3 separate regions of the Mus musculus genome follow, and all the other regions are linked to region 3. Evidence: chromatin loops called from intact Hi-C (ENCODE). Cell type or tissue: left cerebral cortex. All regions are shown on one strand. Each heading gives the region's core, and the rest is flanking DNA. Links, peaks and the distances in the headings are about the cores only.

Evidence for each region. Peaks named below come from ENCODE experiments on the same cell type or tissue, not always from the same donor. Only the 100,000 strongest peaks of a DNase experiment are listed, where the experiment ranks them.
Region 1: a loop joins it to region 3, with 7 times the contacts of the local background. A loop is called at or near these places in 7 of 42 quality-filtered maps.
Region 2: a loop joins it to region 3, with 4 times the contacts of the local background. A loop is called at or near these places in 11 of 42 quality-filtered maps.

Annotation. Positions count from the first base shown.
Region 1 is chr5:118,108,247-118,118,438 of GRCm38, reverse strand. It overlaps Fbxw8 (F-box and WD-40 domain protein 8), which reads left to right. Exons shown (of 11, transcript NM_172721.2): 5 at 4,670-4,827. Among named protein-coding and RNA genes, the nearest start is that of Gm26411, 36 kb to the left of the region's middle. In left cerebral cortex, for the core only: a CTCF peak has its summit at 4,629; DNase peaks (open chromatin) are centred at 2,652, 4,215, 4,653 and 5,142; H3K27ac peaks cover 1,450 bases.
Region 2 is chr5:118,237,753-118,247,012 of GRCm38, reverse strand. Rnft2 (ring finger protein, transmembrane 2) reads left to right here and starts at 1,988. Exons shown (of 11, transcript NM_001109902.1): 1 at 1,988-2,041; 2 at 3,982-4,163; 3 at 4,497-4,555. The coding sequence starts at 4,140. It overlaps Spring1 (SREBF pathway regulator in golgi 1), which reads right to left and starts at 1,786. Exons shown (of 5, transcript NM_001081236.1): 1 at 1,555-1,786. The coding sequence starts at 1,665. In left cerebral cortex, for the core only: CTCF peaks have their summits at 1,649, 1,887, 2,123 and 2,813 (motif pointing right); DNase peaks (open chromatin) are centred at 1,108 and 1,845; H3K4me3 peaks cover 2,421 bases; H3K27ac peaks cover 1,431 bases.
Region 3 is chr5:118,167,561-118,177,752 of GRCm38, reverse strand. Hrk (harakiri, BCL2 interacting protein (contains only BH3 domain)) reads right to left here and starts at 7,989. Exons shown (of 2, transcript NM_007545.2): 1 at 7,625-7,989. The coding sequence starts at 7,970. The coding sequence ends at 7,692. In left cerebral cortex, for the core only: a CTCF peak has its summit at 6,427; DNase peaks (open chromatin) are centred at 6,340, 7,688, 8,286, 8,392 and 2 more places; H3K4me3 peaks cover 3,261 bases; H3K27ac peaks cover 1,068 bases.

The DNA.
Region 1 (10,192 bases), core at 2,406-7,405, 58 kb after region 3:
GAGTTGGAACTTCATTTGGGAGCAGCAGAAACAGGGTCCCATGGAGGAAGAAATTCCACCGATTTTTTTTTTTTTTTAAAGATTTATGGTCAGGCGTGGTGGCGCACGCCTTTAATCCCAGTACTCGGGAGGCAGAGGTAGGCGGATTTCTGAGTTAGAGGCCAGCCTGGTCTACAGAGTGAGTTCCAGGACAAACCCTGTCTTGAAAAAAAAAAAAATTATGTATGAGTGCTCTGTCTGCATGTGCACCTGCATGCCAGAGGAGGGCATTGGATCCCATTACAGATGGTTGTGAGCCACCATGTGGTTGCTGGGAATTGAACTCAGGACCTCTGGAAGAGCAGCCAGTGCTCTTAACCGCTGAGCCATCTCTCCAGCCCAATTCCATTGATCTTTGTGTATACTTACCCAGGATATGAAATTAAGTGTGGAAGGCTGTCTTGAGTCAGCCCAGCCCCGTGCTTTGGTGCCCTCTTCTGGGGCTTTGGTTGCTGGTATCTGACTGCCCATGAAACAGGGTGGTGGGACTGATGGAGATATGTGTGTGTGTGGGGGGGTCCTGCCCAGCTGAACACACTGTGCAAACCATGAATTCCTTGTGTTTCACTTAAATGGGGCTGGCTCTTGTGAGCAGTGTCTGTTGAAAGTCGTAGTTTCAGGGTGTGGAGTAACTTGTTGGCTGCAGACTGAGGGAGGCCTGGGCACAGTTGGAGCCCACTTAGCTCTGGGCCTCAGTGTTCTTCACAAACCCTCCTCCATTTGTCCAGGTGGCTTGGAAGAGCTTTGAACACATTGGTTTTGAGTGACAAAGAGCTGGCCCTGGGGAACAGATGCACCCTTTGCTGCTGGATGTCGCATGGGAGGGGACTGAAAGGCTATGTCAGGTGGGACTGGTCCCTCTGCCCCCCTTTTCTTGTGGCCTCTTGCTTTGAATAAATCTTCTCACAGAAGCACACATTAGAGAAAGCTCTAGAGTTGTAATCATTTAAACTGGCAATTGCCCTGGTACCAAGGAGCTTGGCATGGGAGCCAGTACTCTTTTTAATAAAGAGTCAGCAGCCACCTCTGACCTCCATCTTGCCAGGCATAGCATGACTGGGAAAGCACTTGGTTCTTCATGTCCCTGGCCCATGTGCAGCTGGTTCCATCCTGTCTCGCTGGGAAGAGGCCTCCTACGTTGTCCTGTGATCCTACAGCAGCTAATGTACTGTAGTTGTCGTGTGCACACTGTAATTACAGCCATCAGTGCCGAGGTCCAGAGGCTTCCAGTGTGAGTGCTTATGGCCGTGCCGCTGTCACAGGAGTGTCTGAATCGGTTGAGCGTACTTGTCCTTGGGCAGCGATGGAGACATCTGGAGCCTTTTCCACCTCTGTCTCTGCATCTTCCTTAGCTCTTCCTGGCCATTGTGAGTGAGCATAGCCAGACCACGCTCAGGAGTTTGTGCAGGGCCCTCTGCTGAGCAGTGTTGTCCACTGGTGACAGTGCCTGTCTGCAGCAGGGCTCAGCAGCACCAGGTTCTCTCCCTTGGCTGTCAGAACCTGCATTATGGGTCTTGCAGCTCCTGCTCAGATTCGAAATCTGCCCCTATCAGGGTGAACCGCCTAATTCTCTGCTTCTTTAGCTCTGAAGAACAGAGTTAATTCAAGTGGCTGTCTGCAAAATTCCATGTTTATGCAAATAACTGCCTTTGCCTGATGTCTCCCAGAGCTACAGTTCAGACTGTTTGGAAGGAGATGCTAAAGTCTGAGGAGATCATCTGTGTTCTGGGTACTTCACTCCCCATTACTAGTGGGGGCTGCTGGTTGGGAGGGAGTGGAGGGTGCTGCCAGTGACCTGCTCTTTCCAGACACCACTTCTTTATAGCACTAGCTGTGCATGAGGTACAGAGGTTCAGGCCCAGTGAGGATGGGCCTGCACGAATGGCCAGTGGCGGTAGCACGGAGCCCTAAGTCAGCAGGCAGGATGGGCAGAGAGCCTTGGATGCTTCTTGGAGTGACTAGGATTGTGAGTCAGTGTTGGAGGGACCTGGTTTGTCCTATGATGGGACTGGTGACAGCGCTGACAAGGCAGGCGTCTGTGAGGAGCTCAGGAGCCTGCGAGCCAGCGCTCAGGAGAAGCGTGCGTGTTTTGGTGTGCAGGGGCAGTGTGAGTGCTATGACTTAGCTGTGCCCTGTGAGTCCCTGCCCTGCCCTGTGGAGCCCCTGCCCTCCTCCCCTTCCCTTCTCCCCTTCTCTGTGGAGTCCCTGCCCTGTGGGGTCCCCACCCTCCTCCCCTACTTATTCTTCAGATGAGAACATAGCAGCAGTTGTCTTGCACAGCACTCTCCTGTGCAGCTCAAAGGTGAAACATGTTTTCCTTGTGGTGCTTGTTGCTGGTTTACCTCAGAACTCTCTGGAGAAGGCAGTGAGCTGTAGCCCTGGTCCCCCAGAGCCTGCCTTTCACACCCTGCCCCTCCTACTGTATTCCCAGTGGGGCATCATGAAACACAGCATGAAGACCGTGGATGTGCTGAAAGAGTCCAAGCAGGGCTGTCTGCAGCAAGAACAGCTCATGGTTTCTCTTCATCTTGCTTTCCTGAGCCGTGTGTCCTCCCCTCTTCATGTGGAGAATAGCCTGAGCCTGGAGAATAGACTCATAGTCTGGACTCCTATACCAGCCTTCCTATCATCTCTGTAGCGGAAACAAGCGGCCTAGCCTGCTCCAGTGAACAAACTGAGTCAGGTTGAGGGGGCCGAGCTGATGCTTTGTTGCAGCTGTGGGGAGCAGCTCCTTCTGGGGTTCCTCATCAGTGTGGTTATCCAGATCGCTTCCTGAGGAGCCTGGACCCTGTGGCTGTGATCTGTGTGGGCCACGTCAGTGTGCAGCTTTAGTTATTCATGCATTGTCACAGTTAAGGAGAGCTAGGAGGGTTAGTGATCATGATAGTGGCAATCCAGTGTGGGGAGGCCTCTCTACTGTGTAGCCCTTTTGACAGAGTTGTCTATACTCTGTCCTGCAGAGTGAGCTCACCCACAGGATGACCTGGAGGCTATATAACCTACATGTTTACAGGTTACTGTAGATTCCTGGGTGGGAGGGCATGCTGCAGTGTTATAAAGAAAATGACCCTGAGTCAGAGCACTCATGGTTGTCTCATTAGGAAATCTTTCCAGACAATGGAGGCACACACATTTAATCCCACTACAAGCAGGTAGATCTCTGAGTTCAAGGCCAGTCTGGTCTACAGATGGAGTTCCAGGAAAGTCAAGACTACACAGAGAAAGCCTGTCTTGAAAACCAAATCAAGCCGGGTGTGGTGGCGCACGTCTTTAATCCCAGCACTCAGGAGTCAGAGGCAGGCGGATTTCTGAGTTTGAGGCCAGCCTGGTCTACAGAGTGAATTCCAGGACAGCCAGGGCTATACAGAGAAACCCTGTCTCCGAGAAAACAAACAAACAAACAAAAAACAAATCAAACCAGCGGACCAACCAACCAACCAAAAAACCCAAATCTCGCCTTGGGTGGCTGATGGGGCTGAGGGAGTAAGAAGCACTTGTCTAAAAAAGCTTGGTGTCCTTAGTCCATCTTGGAACCTGCACAACAGTGGAAAGAGAATCGACTCCACCAGCTTGTCCTCTGGCTGCCACACAGGTATCCAGTATGCATGTGCACAGCAATACATAGACATGGGGTCTCACCTGAGGCTGGCCTTCTGTAGCCATGTCAGACATGATCATGTCCTAGGTTTCGGAGGTGACTAGATGTTTTATCTCTGCAGTGAGATTCTGAGGGAGTGTGGTTAGGGCCTTAGGAGCACTGTCCCTTGGAATCCCTGCCTCTCTGTGCTCAAGAGGCCCCTACATACAGCTCCTTCTCCTCCACCCTCACCCTCCTTACCTGAGGGATTCAGCAGGAGGAATGTGGACTCTCAGCGACAGGCAGGGTGCACCTTCATTTGGCTACCCTATCATCCTTAAGGCCTTAAGACAGTGGGCTATCCAGGAAGTGGTCAGAGCTGCAGGCCAGAACTAGGGCCCTTGCTTTTTTAGTGGGCAGTGCAGGCACTTCTTTCTCACAGGAAGGTGGCAGTACCTGGCTCTGCCACGGAGTCATTTGAGCAGATTCGATGTCCTTAGGGGCCCTAATGAGTTAGCTGTGCTCCTGGAGGAGGTGTGAAGAGCTTGTTGGCGCTCTGTGTCCCAGCTGCATCTGTGTCTCCGCATGCATGCCTGCTGGGATGCCAGCACGGGTCTATGGTTCTGTCTGTGACTCCTGGAGTGGGAAGGGTGAAGGGGATGGCTTGGTTATGAGGCTGGAGAGGGCACATCACACTGCTCTTTCTCCTTCCCTCCCTTCCTTTCTCTTTTCCTTTGAGACAGTCTCACTATGGAGCTCTGGCTATCCTGCAACTGTGTACACCAGGCTGGATTTGAACTCACAGTGATCTGCCTGCTTCTGCCTCTCGAGTGCAGGGTGGTCACCATTGTGTTGTAACAGCGTGGGCTGTGTCCACAGCCTTCTGCAGTCCAGCCGACAACTTCCTCACTCAAACCACTGTAGGAACAGGGCCTCCCGCCAGCCCACATGCTCCATTCAAACCACCATAGGAACAGCGCCCCCGCCAGCCCACATGCTGCCATGTATAGCCTCCAGATTTCTCTTGGAACCAAGAGCATTATTCTCTTCCAGATACACGTCAGGGGATGTGCGGGTGTGGGACACCCGCACCTGGGACTACGTGGCCCCCTTCCTGGAGTCTGAGTCTGAGGAGGAGGATCCTGGAATGCAGCCATATGTCTCCTTTGTGAGGATCAACAGCTCGCTGGCAGTGGCGGCTTACGAGGATGGTGAGTACCACCGTCCCCCCGTCCCCCCCCCCCCCCCCCCCCCCCCCCCCCGTCTCAGAGAAAGCCTCACCCAGTGCCGAAGCTGCAGCTGCTCCCTCCTCCTCTGAGCATGCACACACTCACATAATCACTCACCTACCTCCTTACACAGGATGTATGTACATTCGCACACACCCCTGCCTCCTTACACACACGGTTATGCACTCTGTCCTGCTTTTAAGTGAAGAATCTAGCCAATAACCCTGTGCATTAGTAGGCATTGGAACATGATACCCATTAAAACTGGTGTTTAATTCATCCTGGAACCACTGAGCCGGGCATGAGTGCCAGGCATGATGAGACTGGCCAGACCATCTTAAGCAAATGCTGTGTTTAGTTTAAAATAGTAAATGTACTCAGCCTACTGTTCCTGTGTCCTCGGCTGAGTCTAAAAAGAATAGTGGCAAGGATGGAGAGGTGATCTGACATATGTAGGCAGAAGCGGGAAGTCAGCACCCGCCTTCACCTGCCACTCACTCACACCGTGTACAGCTCCTGATGGCCCGGACAGATCCTGAGTGCATGGGAGCAACCATGGTTTTGCAAACTGTTAGAGGGATGATGGGACAGGTGCATTGCTAGGGATAGAGTTCATCTCACCTCACATGGCCTCCTACCTGTCCCCTGCTCCCGGTCCTGATGTCCATTGCAGATTGCCAGGCAGCATCATGTCATTTGGCACAGAGGGCAGAGCTACAGGAGCTTTTAAGGAGCTTTGTAACCACCTAATATTTAACGAGAATTCAGAGCTAAAAGAGTAGACGTAGAGATTTTAAAAATTGAGCAGGGCTGGTGAGATGGCTCAGTGGGTAAGAGCACCCGACTGCTCTTCTGAAGGTCCAGAGTTCAAATCCCAGCAACCACATGGTGGCTCACAACCATCTGTAACAAGATCTGACGCCCTCTTCTGGAGTGTCTGAAGACAGCTACAGTGTACTTACATATAATAAATAAATAAATCTTAAAAAAAAAAAAAAAAAAAACTAAAAAAAAAAAAAAATTGAGCAGAACTTTATTTACACTCTGTTCTTGTGGTTTAATGACAGTAGACACCACAGATGGTCATTAGCTAAGTTGAGATTGGAGGTGTGGCTCAGCACGGTACTTGCCTGCCATACATGAGGTCCTGGTTCAACCTCAGCATCCTCAGTGCAGCAGCAGCAGCAGCAGCAGCAGCAGCAGCAGCAGCACAATACGTCTACGGTGGTTAGGCTTTTCCATTTTGCTTGTTGCTCTCAGATATGCAGCATGGCCTCATGTTTGCTGCTTAGTCTCCAGCTGGCCTTGTAGCTTTGGAATGCTCTAGCAGCACTTCCTGTCCTGAATACTTGATTGGCACAGACACTTCCACCAATGGGAAACTGAGGGCTGGAGGATGAAGGTGTTGAAGCCATAGCTAGTGTTGTCTCCTAGCCCCACTGTTGTTGGAGCCGAGTCCCTGACAACAAACATGGAGACTCTTATAAATCGAGCACTGGGTTCACTGTAGTTTTAAATTTTCTAACATTTACTTTTAATGAGGGTTCTTAGATTATTTAACTTCCCTTCTAGCCCACTACCCACCAGAGGTTAGTGGAAAAGAAAGGTAATTAGGATATGGGAGAAGTGGACCTGTTTAGAAATTGTTCTTTGGAGCAACTCCAGTCTGCATTGTCAGGAAGTCAGCAGTTCAGTTCACAGGTCAGCAGCGGCAGCTCTGTCGACCTGCAAACCCTTCACAAGTATGCCAGCAGTCCAGTTCAATAGGCTCATGATAGAAACATGAGTCAGCGGACACAGCCAGCAGGAGGGACCAGGACCAGCAGGGAAGCCAGGAGAAGTTCTACACAGTGCCTCTCAACGAAGTGAAGATCAGTGAAGCCGAAGACTCCAGACCAATGAAGTGTTGCAAAGCTAGCTATGCAAGCAAGCAGTCGCTCTGTTCGGTCTTATTTTTACTCCCTCCAAACATCACGTGTCCTCCCATGGGTCTTGCCTCAGCAAAACACCACGTAAGTCTGTCTGTCTTAGCAAAATTCCATGTGAGCCTGCATCAGCTGACATCACTCTGCCAGTTGGTCCGAGGAAGGGGGAAGAAGCTATAAGAAACGTATGAGAAGTTCTTTGGTGAGTTTCTCTCTAGCGTCACCACAAGCAGAGCTCAGCAACTAAATGTAAGGCCAACCAATACACGTATGTCATTAACAGAGTCCTTCATCAGAGTCCTTTCATGTGCTTGCTTTAGCAGAACATCCTTTCACCTGTGTCTGCTTCAGTGGAACACTCCTTCACTGGTCTGCCCTTGCAAAACACCATCTGACACATCTGACTTGCCAGAGAAACCAGAGGTTTCCGCCCCAGCTCACCACATCTGACCAGCTTGCAGATAGGGCTTGAGGGAAAATATAGTGTGCTACAAGTTAGGTGTGCACAGAGACTGCGCACGGATGTGCATGCTAAGGAGTGCTCCTCCATGCTGCGCTTGCTCGCTCGGATGGATAGGCCGTCTTCATAGCAGTACAGGGGCAATGTAGATACGATGAAGAACTTCCTTCATGGTAAATACTCGATAGAGGTTTTCAAAACATAGTTTAAATGTTTCACGTTAAAACTCTTAATTTATAAGCCGGGCGATGGTGGCTCATGCCTTAATCCCAGCACTTGGGAGGCAGAGGCAGGTGGATTTCTGAGTTTGAGGCCAGCCTGGTCTACAGAGTGAGTTCCAAGACAGCCAGGGCCACACAGAGAAACCCTGTCTCGAAAAAACAAACAAACAAATAAACAAAAAACAAACCCTAATTTATTCAGAAGTAGTGAGCATTTACTAGCAGCACTTGGAAGGCAGAGGCGGGTGGCACTCCAAGTGTCAGGCCAGCCTGGTCTACTTAGTGAGTTTCAGGCCAACTGGGGCTATATAGTGAGGATCTGTCTCAAAAAAAAAAAAAAATCAGTTAAAATTTAAACAACAAAGATGTGTATGTGTGTCACATGTATGTATATATACATACATGGTAAAAAAACAAAACCTGCTGAAAGTCCCCTTCAACTTCTAGGTGCTTTCTGCTTCTAGGCCAGTGTTGTACACTCTGTGTGTCTTGTTCTTAACCCAATGACACACCTGGGTGACCTGTGTTACTCTCCTCAGTGTTGTATGGTGCCACGCTGCGCACTGAAGTGTCCACCACTTCTGAATAAGTTAGGTCTTTAAGTGACTATTTGAACTATGTTTTGAAGATCTGTATTTCAGTATTTATCATAAAGGAAGTTCTTCATCATATCTTCACTGCTCCTATATTTGTACTGAGCCATCGTCACTGGGCTTAAGGCGGACATGCTCGGTGTCATGTCAGGCATGCTGCTGAAGTGTCCTCAGAAATGTCCCTGTCATCTGTTAGGCTTTCAGTTTTTTGTTGTTCTATGTGTGCAGGTGTTTTGCCTGCATGTACCAGTGTGCCATCTGCATGCAGTGCCCTCCCGAAGCAAGAGGAGGACGTTGAGTCCCTGGAACTGGAGGTCCAGACAGTTGTGAGCCACCATTTAGATACTGAGAACCAAATCAGGGTCCTGTGGAAGAGCAGCCAGTGCTCCAGCCACTAGCCGCCTCTACAATGCTCACTCTGGCTTTGTGGCGGAGTGACCCTGAAAGCTCACACCTTTGTGATGATCCTTCTGTGCCAGCCTGTGGCTCACCCAAAAGCAGTGTGTCTGCATTTGCTCTCAGTAGCAGTGTTGTAGCGAGCAGCTTTGCACAAATGTCCTGTCATGTGTATGCAGGGTAGTCGGTTGCTATAGGAAGGGTCTCCAGGTGGGAGAGTACAGATCCCATGCTGTCTTCTGCTCTCCAGCAGGTGTGAACCATCCCTGTGTTCTTGGGTAGGGTTATTGTGGATTTGATAGGGAATGGAACATAGTGTGGGAAGGGTTTGATAGTTTCTTATGCACACCTGCCACTTGTGGTCCTTGTGTTTCCTTTGTGGTCGTGTCTCAGTTAAGTCCTCGTCAGTACTGAGTCCACTGTGGATCAGTAGGAAGTTGACCTGAGTACCCGTGGTTTCTAGCACCATGAGACAGGTCTGCTCAGGGCACTGCTGAGCTGTCTGCTGTCAGTGCTCACAGCTTGTGCTTAGGGTCTCAGGGCACGTTGTCGGGCAGCCACTTCGCTGTCAGGTAAGCTGAAGTCCTTCAAAACCTCAGCACTGTCCGCTTAGGTGTGCAGACCATTTCTCCTCCAGCACTAGCAGGCCTTCCCAGCCTTCCCAGCCAGGTCAGGTTGTCAGGATTTCTGTGGAAGATCACACCTTCTGGTTGTTTTCCCAACCCAGGTGGCCATGTCCCCAGTCTCACCTGGGTGACAGACTGCCAACCCTAAGAGCTGACTCAGGTCTAAATATCAAGTGCACATTCCCTGTTCCCCTCCAAGAGCAGTGGCTAGTGCTTCTTGGACACAACCCCTGTGGAAAAGGACTATGTACAGTCTTCGGTGTGTGTGCAGTTTGTGGAGGGAATGACCTCCAGCCTTCCCATTGCGCCTAGGTGCTCTCCTGAAGGCACTGAGGCTCAGACCCCTTGTTGAAGCTGCCACGTTCACCACAGCAGGAGCCTCCCTGCAGGAGGACTCTAAGAGAGAGCCCTCCACCCCGTCCTTTCTGGAGCTGGGCCCCAAGGAACCCCGCACACACACCTGGGGGCTAGGACTTGGCAAGGAGAGCCACAGTTGTGATTTTTTGAATTCCAACCCACTGGCCTCATATTTCTTGTGCCTTGTTTCCAATTGTCAGCACTGGCCCCTCTCCAGTTTGATTTTACCACTAATTGTGCTGCACGTTACCATCCCGAAATGAATCAAATCAGAATGCTTTCCTGGAGCAGTAGCTAAAGCAAGCGAAGGCTCTGAGTAATGAGCAGCTGCTAGTGCGGGGACAGCGGGGACCTTGCCAGGACTCCATCTGCTCCATGCTTGCCTGCCTCTGGCCTCAAGCCATGACATTAGGGATGGCAGTGTGCTGGGGCCCCTTTCCCACTTGAGGTTCTCTTCAGAACTCAGGCTTTGCTGAGAAAGATTAGATGCTTGTTCCGTGAGGGAAGGCTCTCGGCCTGTCTGCTGGAGGTAGAGAGAATGGACCAGACCTGGGGGCACCAGCCTCAACCTTGATGAGTCAGTGTGGCTCTCTGGGGCCTCCAGGCAGGGCGAGGCAGCTCATCTCCTCCTGCGGCACTTCAGCACTTTGTGCAGTTGTTACGGTCGTCACGCACACGCGCACACGGCCTCATTGTCTGGCTGGAGCCTGGGAACCTTTTTCCATTTCCCAGTGGATGAGCATAGGTGAGAGCCAGTCTGCGTGCTCCA
Region 2 (9,260 bases), core at 1-5,000, 73 kb before region 3:
TCCGTTATCATCAAGGCAGGAACATGGCAGCATCCAGACAGGCATGATGCAGGCAGAGCTGAGAGTTCTACATCTCCATCTGAAGGCTGCTAGTGGAAGACTGACTCCCAGGCAGCTAGGGTGAGGGTCTTAAGCCCACATCCACAGTGACACACCTACTCCAACAAGGTCACACCTCCTAATAGGGCACTGTAGAGCCAGAGTTTTGGGGCCTGAAGTGACAGGAAGAAATGAACAGCCTAACTGTGTCAACAGTGATGACATACGTCACTTAGTGAGATGCTGAGGACTGGAGAGGTATAAATCTGGCAGAAGAAAGGCAAGAGTTCTGTTCCAGGTGGGTGCAATGGAGACAATTATCAGAATGTGGAAAAGCCAATGGAGACAATTATCAGAATGTGGAAAAGCCAGACAGGATTACAAGGTCAAATCTGGGCAAGAGAGTAAGACACGCCCCCCCCCCCCCCCAGGAGTGACTGTGCAAAAGCGCAACCATTCAAAAGACGGACTGTGATACAGAAAACCAGAGAACTATATTCGTAAGAACAGCAAAACAGGATCAAAGGGTGCACAGGAGCAGGAAAGGCGGAGGGGCAGGTGACCTACAAAATGCAACTCAGTCAAGTGTGGTTTCTAGGCAAATGCTGGGAACTGGTTCCTACTACAGTGGGATGCCAGGTCTCTAGGAACTCTCTACCAGGACAAAAACGGGAAAGGGAGGTTGAGAAATTAAAAATAAAAAAATAAAAAATAAAAATCTACCCAACCAAGTTGTGCCCCAAAAGGGAGCCTGTTGGGTCACCCAGGTGAACAGGCACAGAGAGCCCTTGGCCACTTCCTGGTCTAGCCATCTCTACCTCCTGCCCATCAAGAAGCCTGGGGCTGTGCGGAGCAGGGAACGCGACAGAGGAGGGTGCACAGGTCTGAGGACCCCATTCTGCCTGGCCTACCAGCCAGATCCCGCACGGAAGAGGGGCGGTACAAAGACCTGCAGTGGGACGCCTCCCTTAGCGGCCTTCGATTCACAGGAGGACAGGAGGAGGATCACACAATCGGAGGGAGGAGGACTAGAGGGTTGAGGACTAGAGAGCTGAAGGGAGGACCAATGGATGATCCAGGGACTGAAAGGAAGAGGCTCAGAGGCTCAGAGGGAGGACTGAATGGCTGCATATCAGGAGGACTACAAGGTGGAGGACAGGAGAGAGGAGCATCAGAGGACAGAGGATCAAGGGAGGGAGGAACTGTGAGGATCGAGGAGGAGGGGTTGGAAAAGAACAGAGGGTGAGAGGTAAGAAGTTGGAGGGCAGAGGAGAACAGAGGATGGGGAGGCAGAGAATTCGAGGGAGGAGGAGGAGTGGAGGACGGAGGGAGCTAGGGAGGGGAAAGGAGAAGGGCAGAGGACAACGCAACGGAGGGAGAAGGGCTGAAGGAGGATTTTAGATCAGAGGGAGGAGTGCTCAGGAGGAGGATTAGAAGAACGATGGGGAGAAGGACATAGTATTTGAGGGAGGAAGCAGGATCGGAAGGACGGAGGTCCTGAGAGAAGTCGCTTACCTGCTTGAAGGTGCTGCTGAGGAAGTAAACTAGCGAGAGGCCGAAAACCAGGGCGAGCACCCAGCGCTTGCGCAGGAGCCGGCGCCACAGCAGCGCCGCCAGGTTCAGCATCCCGGTAGGGCGCAGGCGCAGAGACGACCCCACGGCATGACCCCTGCAATCCGCTTCCAGCACTGCTTTACCTTCCCGCAGCCAACGCGCCGGCCACGTGATCCGCCGCACGCCCCGCCCCACCTAGTGACGCCAACGCCAGGCCCCTCCATGCCTCCTCGCCATTGGTTCTGCCGGAGCCTCGGCTCTCCATTGGCTGAATGTGACGGCAGGGGCGGACCTTCTCGGACTAGAGGCAGGCCTCCCTGTGCGAGGGTCCTAGCGCCGATCGCGTTCTCGGTGGCACTGCCGGCCGGAAGTCACGTGGCGCCCTGGCCACGCCAGGGATTGGCTAGGCTGGATTAGCAGAGGCCGTGATTGCTGCAGTGTCTGGCAGGTAAATGAAGGCTATGCTCGGCCGCTGCTACCCTGTGACCCCGCGAGCCTGGCGGCAAAGGCGCTTCGCCGTCCGGTCTGGGGACGCCGCTCGCGCCCAAGCGTCCTGTAGGGGACCGTGCAGCCTCCTAGGGAGGACCAGGGTGTGTGGGACGGAGATGGTCCATTCATTCATTCTGTAGCATCCTGTGGGCTCCAGGAGTCAATACGAGCCTACTTGTACCGCCCGTTTGCCACAGAATCGTGGGCATTTAATTTATGACGTTTTCTCAAAGCTTGTAGGTGGAAACTTGGGGATACCGTGTTTTAGTTTCCCCGAGGATAAGGAGTAGTGGGGCCACCCGGAGTATCAAGCCAGATTGCAAATTCTTGAGACATGTTACCTGATGGATGACAGTTTCTTTCTTTATAAAACGGCCTGGTTGAGAGTGTAGCTAGGTGATAGAGGGCTTGCCTGAATATGACGATGATACCAAGGAGTCTTTTCCTAGCTAATTTAATCTTGCAGAAAAGGCAGGCACCTTAGCCTGTGGCTTCCTAGCTAGCTGCAGCCGAGAAGGCTGTGCAGAATTAATTAATTCCGCACCCATTTGTGTTGGCCTGGGCTAAGAGATGGATCTTTCTCTGTAGGGAAAATATGCCGGGAAACTGAGCCTGTTCATGGAAGCATATTCTTTATTTCTTTAAAGATTTTATTTATGTATGTATTTATTTTTTAATTATATGTTAGAGTGGGTTTGCCCATGGGAGTGCAGGTGCCCTCCGAGGTCAGTAGAGGGAGTCAGATCACTTACAGCTGGAGGTACAGGTAGTTGTGAGCCACCCTTGTGGGTGCTGGGAACTGGACTTAGATCTTCTGCAGGAGCAGTAGCCATATGGAGTCTCTCTCCAAGCCTTGCCCTTCTTTCTTGGCTTTCTATTGGTGCGGGAGGTAGGACGAGGTGTGTGCGGATCTGTCGCTGGGGAAAATCAAGGTGATCTAATCTCTACAGAGACGTTGGCCTTCCATCTCTGCAACTCCAAGGTGGACGGGCAGCCCAGACACAGGACCTCTCAAGGGTCATAGTAAACAAACCCACATGTCAATGACTGGTAAGTGCTGTGGGGAGGTAGCCTGTAACCCTCAGCTGGAAAACCATGCCAGGGAAGGAACAGCAGGTACAAAGGCCCGGAGGCAGGAACTCTTAACTTTAAAGTGTCCAGAGGTACCTGGAGTTCTTATGGCCAGAGATAAGTCACAGAATCAAGGTTGTAAACGGGTAATGATAACGTCCAGCACAGCCTGGAGGCCTCCAACGACTCTGATTTTTATTCTGGTTTCACTTAGAAGCCAGTAGAAATTCTAAAATCATTTTTATGGCCCCCCCCCCAGTGTGTGCTTGTGCACATCTGTGCGTGCGTGTGCGTGTATGTGTATAAGTGTGCACATGCATATGTACATATGTAGGTATGTATGGATGCTCAGGGTGGGGGGGCCATTGCAAATGTCCGTGGAGGTCAGAGGTCACCCCCAGGTGTCATTCTGCCAGAACTCGGCACCTTATTTTTGAGATAGAATCTCTCACTGGGACCTAGGGCTCCTCAGCTGGAAGGACTTGGCCAGGGAGTACTGGGAATCCTGGTTCTGCCTTCCCAGTGCTGGGATTACACAGTGCAATACCATGCCTGGCTACTTACAGAGGTGCTGGGGATCAAAGTCAGGTCCTCGTGCATGTGTGGCAAGTACTTTATCCACAGAGCTCTCTCTCCAACCCTCAGGATGCATAGTTTGCTGATAGGACAAACCTAGTAAGGCCATAACCCACCATCAGCACCTCAGGGAGGATAGCTCCAAGGCTACCAGAACTACTGGGCTATTACAGTACCCAGTCACATCCGACAGCTAATTCTGTAACAAGTCATCCCAAGGCCTGTTCACACAAGTGCTTTGTACCACCCAAGGTCTGCTGTCTCCAATGAGTCTCCTGTCCTGTGCTTCCCTCTGAAGAGGAGGAAGAGGAGGAGGAGGAGGCCTGCTCTCTCTGGGACCCAGTGGCCACATCCCATCAGGAACCCTGAGTGTCCACGGCACATTTCGTCAGCATGGAGTTCTGAGGTCCATGTGGCTCCTTGCTGCGCACCAGGTGACGTGTCTCCTTAGGGATTTGTACCTTCACCTATGAAGTGATGGAACCCTGGGTCCCACTGCTCCATTCTCTCCCCAGGAAACAGAGAGGTTCCTGGCTTGTCTGAGGCCACATAGCAAGTTAAAGGGGGCAGTGTCTGCTGCTCACCACACCCAACAAACACCTGTCTGCTCCCATTTGTTGTTTTCTCCCTTTTGGGTAGGAGCCACCTCCACCTGTGACTCTCTCTATTCTCACTGTGAGATGGGGTACTTATTTACAGTCACCATGGCAACAGGCAAGGAAGGAGCGTGTCCAGAGATGTAGCTCACACGTGTGTGTCGCTTTCAGGTGCTAAGGAAAATGCAGAGACGCCACAGTAGCAACACGGACAACATTCCACCTGAAAGGTAAGAGTCTCTGCCCCCCTCCCCAATTTCCTCCCATCTGGGGACCCTAGCTTTTTCAATATTAGTTATTGGGGGTATAAAACAGACCCAATGGAGAATTGCTTTGCAGTGTATTTGGCAGCTTCCCCCTTCCTATAAGAACGCACCCAAGGCCGCCGGCTTTATAAAGAGAAAAGGTCTGTGTAGATCACAGTCTTGGAGGCTGAGAGAGCCAAAGGCAAGGCCAGCTCAGTGGCCATATTTGACCTCATCACCTAGTGGCGTGGTTGGCAGTGGCGGCTGCATGCATGGGTGAGTGTGATTTACTTCTCAAACACGATGGAGAGGTCCAGGTAGCCTCAGTGGATAAAGTGCTGTTGTCTTAGGACAGTTGTCAAACCTTGTGAGACAGATCTATATGACTCAGACTCTTCCTGCCAGTTTTTCACATATAGAGACACCTGGCCTCCCTCCATGAGCTGCTGCAGCAATCCCCACAGGGTCTGGCCTGCCTACTGGAGCATCCCTGACCAGTAAGGAGGCTGTGAAGTTCAAAGTCAGGGAGCTGGCAGATTGGTGCCTGGTGAGAGCTGGTTCCTGGATGGCTGTCTGCCTGCTGTGTGAACCAATGTGATCACTGGGGTCACTTTCAGGAAAATGAGTGTTTCAAAGGCAGCGGCATCCCCAAAAAGCCCAGCCCAGCAGGGCTGAGACTCACCCTGGCATCCTCCCTGGAGAAAACTGTCTAGGTCTTCCTGGGGCAACGTACACGCAGCTGTGGAGGTGCATGAGGCAGGGGAGGGGACGGGGTCTGATGACCTCCCACCTGCTCGCTCTTTCTCTGTGTCCCAGTCTTGTGAGGAGTGTGTGCAGCTGTTCTGATTTCCGGAAGCCACATCAGTCCCAGAGGACAGTGTTGTGTTGTACACCAGTATCCAATCTCAGGCATCTATCGTGAACACGGATAGGGAACAGATGCGCCAGCTGTGGTGCCTTTCATGGGAAGCAGCAACCTCCAGGTCTCAGACTCTCCAGCCGTAGAGAGGTGATACTGGTGAAGTTAGAGTCCCTGGTGGAACAGTGTATTCGAGAGCCCAAGGACACGCACGCAGCACCTGTCCTTCGGTTGGCAAGCCCGGTGGCATCTTCTGAGCTGAGGGCAGCTTTGCTCTCAACTGAACCCAGACGGATATCTCTGGGGACAGAGACAATGGCAGATAGAACACTGCCCACCGTGCACTGAGGGGCTACGCCACACCTCCCTAAGAGCCCCCTGAAGATAAGATGTTCGAGAGGGCAGGTCCGTTAGCAAAGTCACACAGCCAGGAAGTGGCAGGGCTGAAATTTGATCTCTGGTCCATTTGTTCCTTATCAAACTTTGTACTTTAATCTTTAAATTACATTATTTATTTATAGTTTTTAATTACATTATTTATAATGTAAAATTACATTATTTGTAATGTTTAATTATTTGTAATTTTAATTACATTTATTCATTTACATTATACATGTATTTGCCTCCAGCTATTGGTATCACAGACGACTGCTAAAACTATCCAGTTTTTACATGACAGCCGCCACTGCCAGCCACAGCACTAGGTGATAATCAAATATGACCACTGAGCCGGCCTTGCCATTGGCTCTCTCAGCCTCAAAGACTGTTGTTGTCTCTTATAAAAAGATAAAGAGAGAAGGGATATGTTTGGTGCATGTGTGGTCAGGTGTGGGGGGAAGGGGTGCCTCTGCGGGCCCAAGCTGAGGCATCCCTTCCCCCTGAAGGACCAGCCACACAACTACATGACAGTATAGAATAGAGTTTATTCAGGGCATGGGGAGGGGAGTTAAGGAAGAAGAGACAGAAAGGCAGAGAGAGAGAGAGGCCAGCCATGAGCACGTGGTGCAAAGAGAGAGGGGGAGGGAAATGGGGAGAGAAGGAGTAAGGAGCAAGAGGACAGAGCGAGAGCAAGAAGGCAAGAGAGAGAGGAGGGGGCAAGCAGCCCCTTTTATTGAGAGTCAGGCACACATGGCTGTTGCCAGGTAACTGTGGGGCGGAGTGTAGACAAAATGCTAACAACTGTGATCTATTTAAACCTTTTCTCTATAAAGCCAGCTGCCTTGGGTGTGTTCTTACAGTGAATGGGGTGCCTGTGTCATGGCACGTATGTAGGCCAGCTTGTGGGAGTTCTCTTTTTTCGCCAGGTATCAAACTCAGTTTGCCAGTTGTCTGCAGACACCGATACTCAATACTCATGAATGCATCTCATGGGCTCTTTCAGATGCATAGTTTGCCTTCTCAGACCCAAGTGGGTACACTCCCCTGGGCTGTGAGCTCGGCTGCTCTTAAGTGGTTAAGTTGGAAGTGCATAGCCTCCAGCTCCCTAAGGAATGGTCTTTCCCATTTAGGCTACAGTCCTGGCTGGATACAGGAGAGGCTGAGGGGGAGGGAGACCAACTAAAAAAAAATCTCTTGGTGGTTTGAGCTTTCCCTATTTGTCCCGAAGTTCCCTGGAGCCTTGGAAACTCAAGTGAGCTCAGGGGTTGTGGGAGGCTTTCCAGAGTCCCCTGGGGCGGTGGGGTCATCCATGCAGGCCTGAACACCGGGCAGGATGTGGGCTTCGTGAGCCAAGCTCTTGAGATGTGGAGCGAGCTCGGTCCCTCCGAGACACATAGCCATGGTGTCTGTTGTTGTTGCCGCCGCTAATATCATCAGTATTTTTATCCGGAGCCCCAGGGAGAAGGACCACACAATTCCCAGGCTTTGGAGGCCACCAGGGAGGGGGCCCAGAGGGGAGAGTAATGAGGCCGCGCCAGGGTTGGGATGACATTACCATGAAGCCCAGTTTGTGAAGGAAACAACCCCGAGGTTTCTCCAGACCAACCTGTTCCTTTGCCCTCAGTGTCCCCTCAGTGTCCTGTACAGCAGCAATAGGCTTTCCACAGTAAAAAAAAAAAAAAAACGATTCCATGATCAGGTGAGTTTTGTAAATACCAGCCTCAATCAAATGCTTTAAACAATCCCACTTATCTGTGTGTGCTGGGCGTCCTGCCAGAAATGGTTCTCTCCTTTCAACATGTAGGTCCCAGGATTTGAACTCAGGCTTTGCAGCAAGTACTTCTATCCACTAATCCATGCAGTTGGTCCCTAAGATATACTGTGTTAATTACTGGCCAGACTAATCCCTCATTCCTCCAAACAGCATTGGTTGAGCAGGCCCTGAGCGAGATGGATACATTGTGCTTTCTGGAGAGGTACAAAGGGAGTGATCAATCAAGGTTGTCCCTGTCACTCAGATCTCCAGGAGATTTGTCAAGGTAGAGCCCCCCCCCCCCCCCCAGATTTTGATACATTTGGGCTTTGATGGGTCTGGACCACCGGCGGTTTTGCTGGGCTCCGCACAGTAACCACAGCACACAACTAGGATTGAGGGCCATGAGTCTTTAGGGAAAGGCGGGCAATAAATTGACCACCGAGACCAGTCCCCTGCAGGCAGGTGCAGGCTTTAGAGGTAGCCCTATCTTCCCATCAAAGAGGAGATGTGTCATCTGACATCTGATGGAGAAATGAATGCAGGGAACCTAGACAGGGTGGGGGAGGGCTAGGGGACAGCCTAGTGCCCAAGGCTCAAACTGAACTCTCAGTTCCCTTGAGAGGTAAGAAGTCCACTGATAAACTGGGGCTTGGGGTGCTCATCTGGAACCTCAGTTTTCATCTGTAAAATGGGAGTGCACTTGGTATCTTTCTCTAGAGCTTAGCAGAGTCTTCTAGAAATATAGACTGGGGGCCTAGTGAAATGCCAACTCTACCTATATTTAATTATTACATGAATTAATGATCAACTAGTAATTAAACAACTAATCATATCCATATAATAAGTAGAGACTGGGTAGCACAAGGTCAAGGCCAAAAGCAGCTTTTATGGGGAGTGACTGAGAGTGAGAGCCCAGTGCTGAGTTATGGCTCAGTGCAGAGAACGTTCACCTTGCACTCAGAAAGCCCTGGGTTCAATCCCCGGCACTGTCTAAACCTGATGTGGTGGCACACACCTATAATCCCAGCATTTGGATGGTGGAGGCAGGGGAACTGAGAGTTCAGTTTGAGGCCAGCTTAGGGAATAAATGAGACCCTGACTCAAAAATACACAAATGTAGGCTGTAGAGTTGGTCCACCTGGGACCAAACCCTCCGTTCTTATTCCTCACCAGCAATTGACCAAGTGCTTGTGTCTGTGTGTGCCTCAGTTGGTTTATCTGTGAAATGGGGATATTATGTATAGCTGATGTAGGCTGGTAGGTGGATTTCATGAGTCATTTAGAAGCATACAGGACCTCGAGCAACAATACCCAGCCTTCTTCCCAGTTTCCCAAGACAGGGTGGTCTTGAAGTTGGGCGCCTCTCAGCCTCCCAGGTTCTGGGATCACAAGCCTATTGGAGCTGGTGCCACTGGTGGCTTCCCACACAGAGACTCAATTTCTCATGATAGCAGCGGCAGCAAGGGGCGGGATCCACTTCCTGGAGTCTCTCTTCTCCATCTGCTGTGTGTCTGTCCCACAGAGACATCTGCCATTCGGGACTGGGGTCCACTATTTAAGACCCTCCCCTAAATAGGGTCACGTTCTGAGGTTTGGATGTTAGAGTTATCTCAGTTCCGGATGTTCGCCGTGCATCTGATTGTGGGTTTTTCCTGGTTCATTCCCTCTTCCCAAAAAGCATTCAGGATTCAATCCTG
Region 3 (10,192 bases), core at 3,432-8,431:
TGGAGGGAGGACTGCCACAGGTATGCACTGAAATCCATTGAGTCCCCTTTGAATCAGCCAGGAGGAACCGTGGTATATGGATGGGTCGGTAACTCACATACAAAGGGGAGGGGTGTCTTACTGGCCTATAGGCACAGAGACTCATTGTCACTAGGACTTTCCATAATTTCAAGAAAAACTGGAAATATAAGCTGCTGTAGGAGAGTGCCTGCTTTGTAAGTATCTCAGGGAAATCCTAAATCAAGCAGGACCGAGGCCTCATTCCACTTGGAGGTCACTGTACATAACCCATACTTGGGAACAGCTAGCTGGCTTTTAAACCTATCACATTTTACCACCAAGAGTTTCCTCTGGGCCTCAGTTTCCCCATCTGCAAGGTACAGGAGATGGGTGGAATGGTATCTATTCTCCTAATATCAGGTCTGGATGTTTTTAAAATACTAGTATTTGGGTGGCTCACAGATCTTTTGGGAACAAATCAGGACAATGGCCCTTTTCCCAAGTAGACCGGAACCCATAAGTATGATACCAGCGCCAGGTTTACTGTGTCGTTTCCGGGAATTGCTAAATCCCTGTGGACATTCTCTGTTCTACACACCTAAGGGAGGGACAAATGCACATAGTCACTTGATCCCCATGACCCAAGGCACTAACCATACAACCACAATCTCAGCCTAGACCTGCTGACTTTGGCAGACTGCTAAGGCACAGATGGGGGGGGGGGGGGGGCAGGGAGGGCAGCGTGCTTTAGACCAGGCTCAGAAAAGTCCTGGAGTCCCTTCCCACACCATGAATGTGGGCACACAGGCTGATTTCCACCCCAGAGAAAATCCACACATAACCCCAAACTGTCAACCAGGTTCATCCATGCCAGGCCATGCATATTAGACCTGCCTGTCTCCTTGACACCAGACACACAGAGCGGGTTCTCACAGTTTGGTGATATGGGGCCAGGCCCTCAATACCAGGACCCACGTGTGCTAGTGTCCCTGGGATCCCAGTTCACAGAAGAGCACCAAGGCCTGGAAGGTAAATGGATGTGCTTAAAGTAAATGGTAAATGCCAGGTGGGAACTTGAAGTTAGAGGGACTCCAGGATTCATGTCACCCAGATGTTCCCCCTTGAAACAACCCTGGAGCGTCAAGACATATCATAAGGATGGGACAGTGAAATGGCTCAGTGGGTGAAGGTGCTTGCCACTAAGCTTGAAAACCTGAGTTTGACTCCCCAGGAGGCACATGATGAAAGGAGAGACCTGACTCCAGCAGGTTGGTCTCTGACCTCCACACCTGGGATGTGGATACACACACAGATGTATACATACACACTCATATACATACATGCATACATACATAAAGACACACACGCACAATCATACACACTCATCTACATGCAAATATACATATACACAGACACAATACATACATAAACACAAATAAAGAAATATAATAATTTTTAAATTTTGATTTCTTGAGACAGGGTCTTACTATGTAGCCCTGGCTGTTCTGGAACTCACTTTGTAAAAGACCAGGCTAGCCTCAAACTCACAGAGATCTGCCAGCCTCTGCCTCCTGGGTGCTGGGATTAAAGGAGTGTGTCTGTCACCATGACTTCTCGCAATTTTTTTTTTGTTTGCTTTGGTTTTTTTTTGAAAAAAAAAAAAAAAACTTTAAAGAATAGAAAAATATTGTAAATGTGAGGAAGTATGAGCTGTTGACGTTAGGCTCTCGTACCAGTGGATTGAAAATACCCAGGGGAGCCGGGCAGTGGTGGTGCATGCCTTTGATCCCAGCACTCGGGAGGCAGAGGCAGGCGAATTTCTGCCTGGTCGACAGAGTGAGTTCCAGGACAGCCAGGGCTACACAAAGAAACCCTGTCTCAAAAAACCAAAACAGAAAAAGAAAGAAAAGAAAAAGAAAGAAAGAAAATACCCAGGGAAAAATGGGCACCAGCACCCAACATGCACAAGAGTGTTTGTTTCCCTAAACCACCACGAGTAACTGTTTGAGCAGGAAGACTCTATATATCCTCTCAACTTAAAGCACACCAGAGGGAAAGATCCACTGGTGGTGTGCGAACGTCATCCTGTTTTGTGTAAGTGCCTTAAGCTTATCTGCCTATTGATATCCCAGGGATCCTGAAACAGGCCCCTGCGCATACAGAGGAACAAATGAATTTTAAGGGGCTGGTGGTATAGCTCAGCTGTCATAATGCTTGCCTAATGTGTACAAAGTCCTGGATTCCACCCCTAGCACCCATAAAACAGCTGTGGTGATGTGCACTGTAATCCTAGAGACAGGGTTTCTCTGTGTAGCCCTGACTGTCCTGGAACTAAAGGCACAGGCTGCTCTGGGAGGGGACCTGGCTTCAGTTCCCAGCACCCACACAGCAGCTCCAGTCCCAGAGGGCTCTGCTGCCCTCTCCTGGTCTCTGCAGGTACTGATGTATGGGGTGCCCAGACATACAGGCAGGGCAAACATTCATACACATTAAAATCAATATTTTTTTTAAGCACACTGCCTGTAGGAGCTGCCCTCTCGTAGGACGTGCCCCCCCCCCCAGATGCTATTTGTCTAATAAAACACACATTTATCTGTGTCTCTTAGAATGCAGCCATCTCTCCCCAGTGCATAGCCGCGCAGCAGGGACCAGCGAGTCACCAGGGGCTGAGCAGCACTGGTTCACACAAACTTTAGTGGGAAACCGAAGCTGGGTCCCTTCCTGCCTCTATGGTACAACCAAACCTTAGAGATGGAATGGCTGAATCCACCTGGGCCGCATCTGGGTCATACTCAAGTACCCGGTGAAGCTCTTCCTTACTCAAGGCTAACTCGGGGCACTTGTGCTCTCGTGGCCTCTCACTAGGGGTGAGAATGGCTCAAAGACAAGGATCACGTGGCCAGAAAGCTGGGCTTCCGGCACATCCTGGCCCCAGCCCCTTCCCCTTCCCGAAGTTCACCCTTAACAGCTGTCCTCCTGTGGCGACTGTCTCCCTCCCCAGCTAAGCTGGAACCGGGGCTTTGGTGAGCCTAACCCGCAGTCCTGGCTAGAGGGCAGCCCGCCGGACGCACCTCCAGATTTAACCACTTAATCCCCGAAGTCCCCTGTCTAGCTGGCCGACGAACCTGCCATTAATTCTTTAAGGCTTCCCTATTATTTGTCACCTAGACTGGGGCTCCTTTCTCCTCTTCTAGTCCCAAGGCAAGAGTCGACTGCCCTTCCCTGGTTCCCCATCCTCTCTCCTTCCCCTCCCCCTCTCGAGGCAGGCAGCTCCCAGCTCTCTCCCTCCCCACCCCCCAACACAGCCTCTTTTGTTTCTCTCCGGTATCTTTGGACAGTGACTAAGGTTACCTCCCCCCTCTCCCTCCCCCTCCCCCCGCCACCCCAGCCTTCGAGGTGCAGAATGTACGGTGGACCCTCCCACCCCCCACCCCATTACTTTACCAGATGTCCCCCTCCTTCCATGCAGCCCCCCCCCCAAGCCAGGGCAAGGGGTGGCTATCCCGTCAAAGCTTGACTGTTCAGTCCAGTTCGTTCTTTGCAAAGACTCAGGTCGATGCTCTCGGCCTCAGTTTCCCATTCTTTTTTTGAAGTGATAAGAATGACCCTAACTATTTCAAGTGGAGTGAATTAAAAGCTAGACACAGCCCTGTCCTTAGCGGCCCTCCCCCCCCCCCCCCAACACACCCTGGAAAAGGGACCGCTCTCCTTCACAGCCAGGTGGAGTGCAGCAATGGCTCTTACCTGCCCACAAAGGACAGGTACCCAACCCCCGTGCTAGGACTGGAACCCAGGGTATCCTGCATGCTGAGCAAACCCTTTAGCACTGAGCTGCATCCCTAGCCCTTCTGGTCCCTAAACCTACCTCATATGTATGCAAATTCAGACAAACCAATCCGAGTGTGTGCATACAGAGGTCAGAGGTGGAGGGTAAACACCGTTTTTGGGTTTGTTTGGTTTTTTTCTCTAGAGTCCCTCCCTGCCCCTGTCTCCTCCCCATCCCCGGTCATTTTAACTCAGTCGGCTGACCAGGGAGTGCCAGGACCACCTGTCCCTGCCCTCACTCCACCCCTCCCTCTAGAGCAGGGGTTACAGCCTCGCGTCTCTCCACAGGGCTTGGTCACAGATGCAAGGGTCCTCACGTCTGCCCAGCAAGCACTTTGCCCACTGCCCTGTCTGGCTTAGCACTCTACTGGGTTTTAAACTGACTTCCCCAGAGGGCTTGGGGTGGGAGGATGGCTCAGAAGGCACAGACATCGCCACCCCTTAAGTTTGATCTCTCAGGACCTCTGAGGAGACAATCCACTCCTCCAAGCTGTCCCCAGACCTCTTGGCATTTGCGTACCCACACACAATGAATAAGTTAATAAATAAAATAAATAGGTTTTCAAAAGAATAGTGCACTTCATCGCAATGACCATGGTAGACTATGGCCAAGGGTGGAAAAAGATTCCAGCTGTTAAATGGTCAGTAATGGTCATGGTAGCTCACATCTGCAACTGCTTTATTTATTATTGTTGTTATTGTTATTATTATTATTATTATTATTTAATTTGGTGCCATAATCCATCACGGAGCCACACAGGAGCCCCAGCCCTTACAGCCACCTCAGAAGCAGTAAGAATTGTTCCTTCAACCCTCCTAAAGTCACCTGTGCTGTAAGCTCATTGCTAATATTATTGTCCCCGTGTTGAGTATGGAAGAACTGAGCCTTTGGGGCTTTATTTCTTTTTTGTCTCTTTTATTAGTAACTTTGTGGACCAAATGTTACTGGCTCACAGCTGGGGCAAAGAACAAATTTGCTGGGCCCACTGACCCTGGTTAAAGCTAAGCTCTTAAAAGATATCCCCCAACCCAACACCCTCCCAGAGACCAAGGTAGACCAGAGCATTCTCATCCCCATCCCCACCCCCCACCCCCCTCCCCCACCCCCCACCCCCGCAATGCTGGGGAGAGCATCCCACATCTAGTACACAGAACTCAACCGATTACCCTCTCGGCCGGCTTTCCTGGCTCTAGCCAACTAGGGCAGACTGGAAAATGAGGGTGTGGTCATCTTGTTACCAGATGAAGGGAGTACCCCCGACAAGGGCTTCAGGGGTGCAAGGGACCATCTAGAGGAAAGCGCCGGCACTTCCAGGGGTCAGGAGCACAGAGAAGTGAGAACCCTGGTGGGTGTGGCAGCTAGGAGGGGAGACGTTGTAAGCAGAAGCCAGGAAGGAGTTGGGGGCGGGAGTCAGGACGCAGCACGGAGCTATCTCTGGGACGGAAACGGAGCTAGAATAGAAAGTTAATTCTAAAGCGAAAGTTATCTCTTGTTTCCCTTGCACACCACATCCATACCGTACCACGGGGCTCCAGTTTCCCAACTTCTTGTCAGAGCTCAGAGTGGAGCGCCGGGCCTGCGTGGACCGCAGCCTCTTTTTCGGGTTCCCTGAGCACCCCAACTCCCGACATGCATGCACACCGATACAGGCTCTCGCCCTCGCCCGGAGTCTTGAGTGGAACGACACTAACAGCACTTCTGCCATCCCGCCTGTGCTCCTAGACTCCCGAGTTAACATCCCTGCCCACCCCTCGCTTCTATTAGAGATTTCCTTCCCTCCCCATTCACTTCTGCACCCTCCATTTCTCCCCCACGCCCCCACTCTCCAATTCATAACCAGTATGAATTTCCCTTCTCTTCCTCCCTCTTTCTCCTCCCAAAGTCTACATTTTGGGAGTCAAAGCTGTGGCACCCTTCAAAATATTAGCCCCACCCCCCGGGATTCCGCAGCAGCGGTACTTTTGAAAGGGAGAACAGAGAGGAGGCGCGCAAGGGACCTTCAGAGCCAGGGAGCCGGGCCGCAGGGCGCCCCGAAGCGACAGTTCTCTTCGCCAGCGCCCGGGCTGCGCGGGCCCACGCGACATCTGTCGCCCGCGCTCCCGGCTCACACCCCGCTCACCCCCGCAGCTCCTCGGGCGCTGCCACCCCCCACGCTCCGGCTGCCGCCTCTCCCTGCGGCGCCGCGCCAGCTTCCTAAGGTGTCTGCGCGCCCGTCGGGCAGGGCTGGGATCAGCCCAGAGCATCTCAGGGTCTCTGGCTACCTTACCTGTGATCTTCACATTCCGACCCATTCTCGGAAGTCAGCCTAGTTCCCACCCACCCCACCCCGTTTTATGAAGCCTCTGCACTAGAAATCTAGAAAGGCGACCCCGACCGACACTTCTTGCTCCCCCAAACCGCCTAGCCCGGTACCTGGCACACAGCGGGTGCTCACAGGTCACCCTACCAAGGACCCACCTATAGCCTCCCGATATCAAACATTAGGCACCCAGCACCCAGGGACGGTCCGGAGCACACAGCAGGCGCCCACACCTCTCGCCGTCGCTGGGGAAGGTGATAGGAGGCCAAGCTGTAAACCGCGACACCTCGTGGTAAAAGGAGCAACAAAGTTACCCAGGAGATGGGACCTTGATGTGCGCCTGCCTTGGAGAGAGGACCACGACCTACCCCTGAGAAACTTCCACGGGAGCGGGGGTGGGAGGAGTTGGGGGGTCATAGAGAATGGGGATCACCACAAACTGCAGACCCTTGAGGAGACGGGAGTTGGCAGTGGAGATATGGAGACCTGGTCAAGTTGGAATACCAGGCGGTTTGAAAAGGGCCGGGGACTCGAGAACCTGTGGTGCATAATTAGGGGAGACTCTTAGCTCGGACTGGTGCAGTTCTACTGCGTGTGTTTACTGGGGCTGGCAGCGATTGTGGTGGCTTACGTCCTTCTAAAACCACTATGCTGCAGAGGAAGGAGGAGGAGAGAGAAGAGGGAGAAAGGAGAGAGGGGACAGTGAGGAGAGAGAGAAGGGGGGGAGAGAGAGAGAGGTGGAGAAGGAAGGGGGGACACGGGGTAGTGGGAGAGGAGAGAGAAAGCAGACTGGAGAAAGGGAAAACAGGAGAAAGTGGAAAGGCAGAGGAGAGCTACACAAGGGGAAGAATAACGTGAGCCAGGGGATTGGAGAAAGAAGAGAGTGAAAACACTGAAGAGAGATGAGAGTGAGGGAGAAGAGAGAGGAGTGGGGAGGGGGGGGAGAGTGAAGACAGAACAGAGACAGGGGAGCGGGAGGAGAGGGGGAGGAGGTAAGGAAAAAGAGGAGAGAGAGAGGGAAAGGAAAGGGAGAGGAAGGAGAAGGGGAGGAGGGAAGGAAAAAGAGGAGAGAGAGAGGGAAAGGAAAGGGAGAGGAAGGAGAGAGGGGGAGAGAGTGGAGATGGAGAGTGGAGGGAAAGAAGAGAGGAGAGAGATGAAGGAGGGAAGGAGAGAGGGAGAGAGAGGAAGGAGGGAGGAAGAGAGAGAGGGAGAGAAGAGAGAGGGGGAAGGAGAAGGGAGGAAGAGAAGAGAGAAAGGAGAGAGGAACAGAGGGAGGAGGAGAGAGAATGAGGGAAGAGAGGGAGGGAGAGGGAGAGAGAGAGAGAGAGAGAGAGAGAGAGAGAGAGAGAGTAGGGGGGATGAGGCGGAGCAGATACTCGGGGTCTGGATAAAGAGGGACAGAGGGCAAGCGAAGAGTAGGAGACCGGGTCCGCTGTTCCTCGCCGAGGAGCCCTGGCTCCCGCTGTCGCTGTCGCTCTCCCGCCCGCTTGCCCGCGTACCTGTTGCTCGGTCCGGGCTGGGTCTCGGCTCCGGTCCCCCCCACCAAGAAGGCCCCGCGCGCGCCGCCTACGCGCTCCGCCTGCCGAGCAGCCAGGCCGCCAGCGCCGCCACCTGCGCGGCCGCGCACAGCCAGGGCCAGCGGGCGCGGAGCGCGGGCAGCAGCGCGGGCAGCGGGTCCCGGGGCCGCGCGCGACGCCGCATGGCGCGTCGGTGCAGCTCGTCGCCCAGCGCCTGCAGCCGCAGCGCGGTCACCTGCGCCGCCGCCCAGCGCAGCCCGGGGCGAGCGTCGCCGCAACCGCACACGGCCGGGGGCCCGCGGCCGCGATGCCGGGGACACGGGCACATGGCGTGCGGAGGAGCCTCCCTGGACCCCAAGTTTCGCCCTTCACCGCGCGTTTGTTGTGCTGACGGCGCTATTATTAATTAAAGTGTCACATGGTGGAGGGGGCGGGGAGGGCGCGGGGAGGGGGTTACATCATCCGGCCCGGGGGGTGGGGAGTGTGTGCAGGAGAAAAAGCCGAGAGGTAACTTTTAACCCTCGAGACGCCGGCAGGGCGGGGACAGGCAGGGATGCGGGGCTTCGGGAATGCTGGCCCGGGGTCCGCTGTTTCGCTTCCCGGGCTGCGGGAGGCTCCAGCTCGGAGATAGCCTGGAAAGCCAGCTCGGTGCGCACTGTGAATTGAGCTCCGGGAGAATTCGGCCGTAATGCGAAAAGATCCCCGGGCTGTTGTGTGGCCTGGGTGGTGGGAGGCAGGGTTCAAGCCGACTTGCCCTGTTTCGGGACAGCCTCCGCACCTGTCAGCCTCCGGGTGGGTGCACACATTCCTGACACGCGTTCGCACCCCCTTCTGGTGACCTGACTTAAGCGCACCCCGGGGTGGGAGCCTGAACCCTGAAATGAAGGCGGGGGACCCGGGATGGGTTGGACTCCAACTTGGGCGAGTCGCCTTTGCACTCAAGACATCTCCCCACCCCCCACCCCCCACCCAAGAACGTGGTTCTAGAGAGAAGTTCTTGCAGCCTGCTTACTTTGTAGGCTTTATCTTTTCAAACGGGGTCAGAGTTTGCTGGCGACCCTGTAAGGCTTTGCCTTGGTGCCCAGTGAGGTTACCTAACCCAAAGGAAGACCAATCCAGTTTTGCTCCAGCTCCAGCCTGGGAAGTCCTCTGGGGAGGGTGCCGACCAGTGAGGAGGCTCCTGGGACTCCTTAGGGTGCTAGAGAGACCCGCCCACCATGTCCAAGCCACTGGATTTTGGACAGCTTTGGGATTGGGGCCTGAAGGAGCAGGGAAGTGGTCCATATACAACCTGGTCCATATAGTGGTTTCAGGCCAGCCACAGTTACAGAGAGAATCCTTTATTTAAAAACCCCAAAGAGTCAGGGATGCCTCTGTGGGTAAAGGTGCTTGCAACCGAACCTGATGACTTAATTTCAGTCCTGTGAATCCGTGTGTTCCAAAGACAGAAATCTGATACCCACAGATTGTCCTCTGACCTCCATATGTACTACCCTATGTGTATGCACATAAGATAGATAGATAGATAGATAGATAGATAGATAGATAGATAGATAGATAGATAGATAGATAGGAGATAGACAGACGTATTCAAACAGAAAACAAGTCGAGCAGTGGTTGTACACGCCTTTAATCCCAACACTTGGGAGGCAGAGGCAGGCAGATTTCTGAGTTCGAGGCCAGCCTGGTCTACAGAGTGAGTTCCAGGACAGCCAGGGCTACACAGAAAAACCCTGTCTCAAAAAACCAAAATAAATAACTAAAACCCAAAAGATAAGAAACTATGAACTCACCTTTTTGGAGTTCTGTGATGTTATTGTGACTTTCCTTTTGTTTCAAAAACTCTGCTACGGTGTAACCAGAAGCTCTCCTGCCTCATCCTCCTGACCACCAAATGACAGGAGGACTCTGCAGCTTGACTGACTTTCAGCCACATCAATGGGCTACGGGCTCCCTTGGAAGCTTGGTGAGGTGACTGTCAGAGCTCAGCATAGCCCAGCTGTGTGCTTTTGGTGACCCTCGCCCCCACCCAGTGGGCAGTCACTGTGCCCTTACTACCCACACTACAGAGTACCTTCCATGCCAGCTGCCTGCCAAGGTCCTGGCCTGTGCTCCTACAGAGACTCTTTCGGTGTCCTGTTTTTCAACATGAGGAAGCCAAGGCCCAAGTCCATGAGGCCTCTTGCCCAAGATAGGGGTTAGTACAAAGCAAAGGCTGGCTCTGAACCAGGGCACCCAGTAGCAGGCACAAAACTCTAGCTATGGCTTGACACTGGACTCTGTATTCTGAGACTGATAATACCTCCCTCCCAGGACCGGGGCCCAGATTAAATGAAAGAACCCTGTGCCAAGCGCCTGGCACGCATCGGGCTCAAATAAACCTCCGTCCCCTCTGATTCTGGCCAGAACTCCTTCCCCATCTCCCGGGACTCCCCCTCCCTAATCCCAGCCATCCTTAACAGAGGGGCAGCTGAACCATTGCCCGAGTGTAGTGGTCCAAGATTGAAGATACAGTGTCTATTTAAAAAGCCCTTTGGATTTAAATTGAAC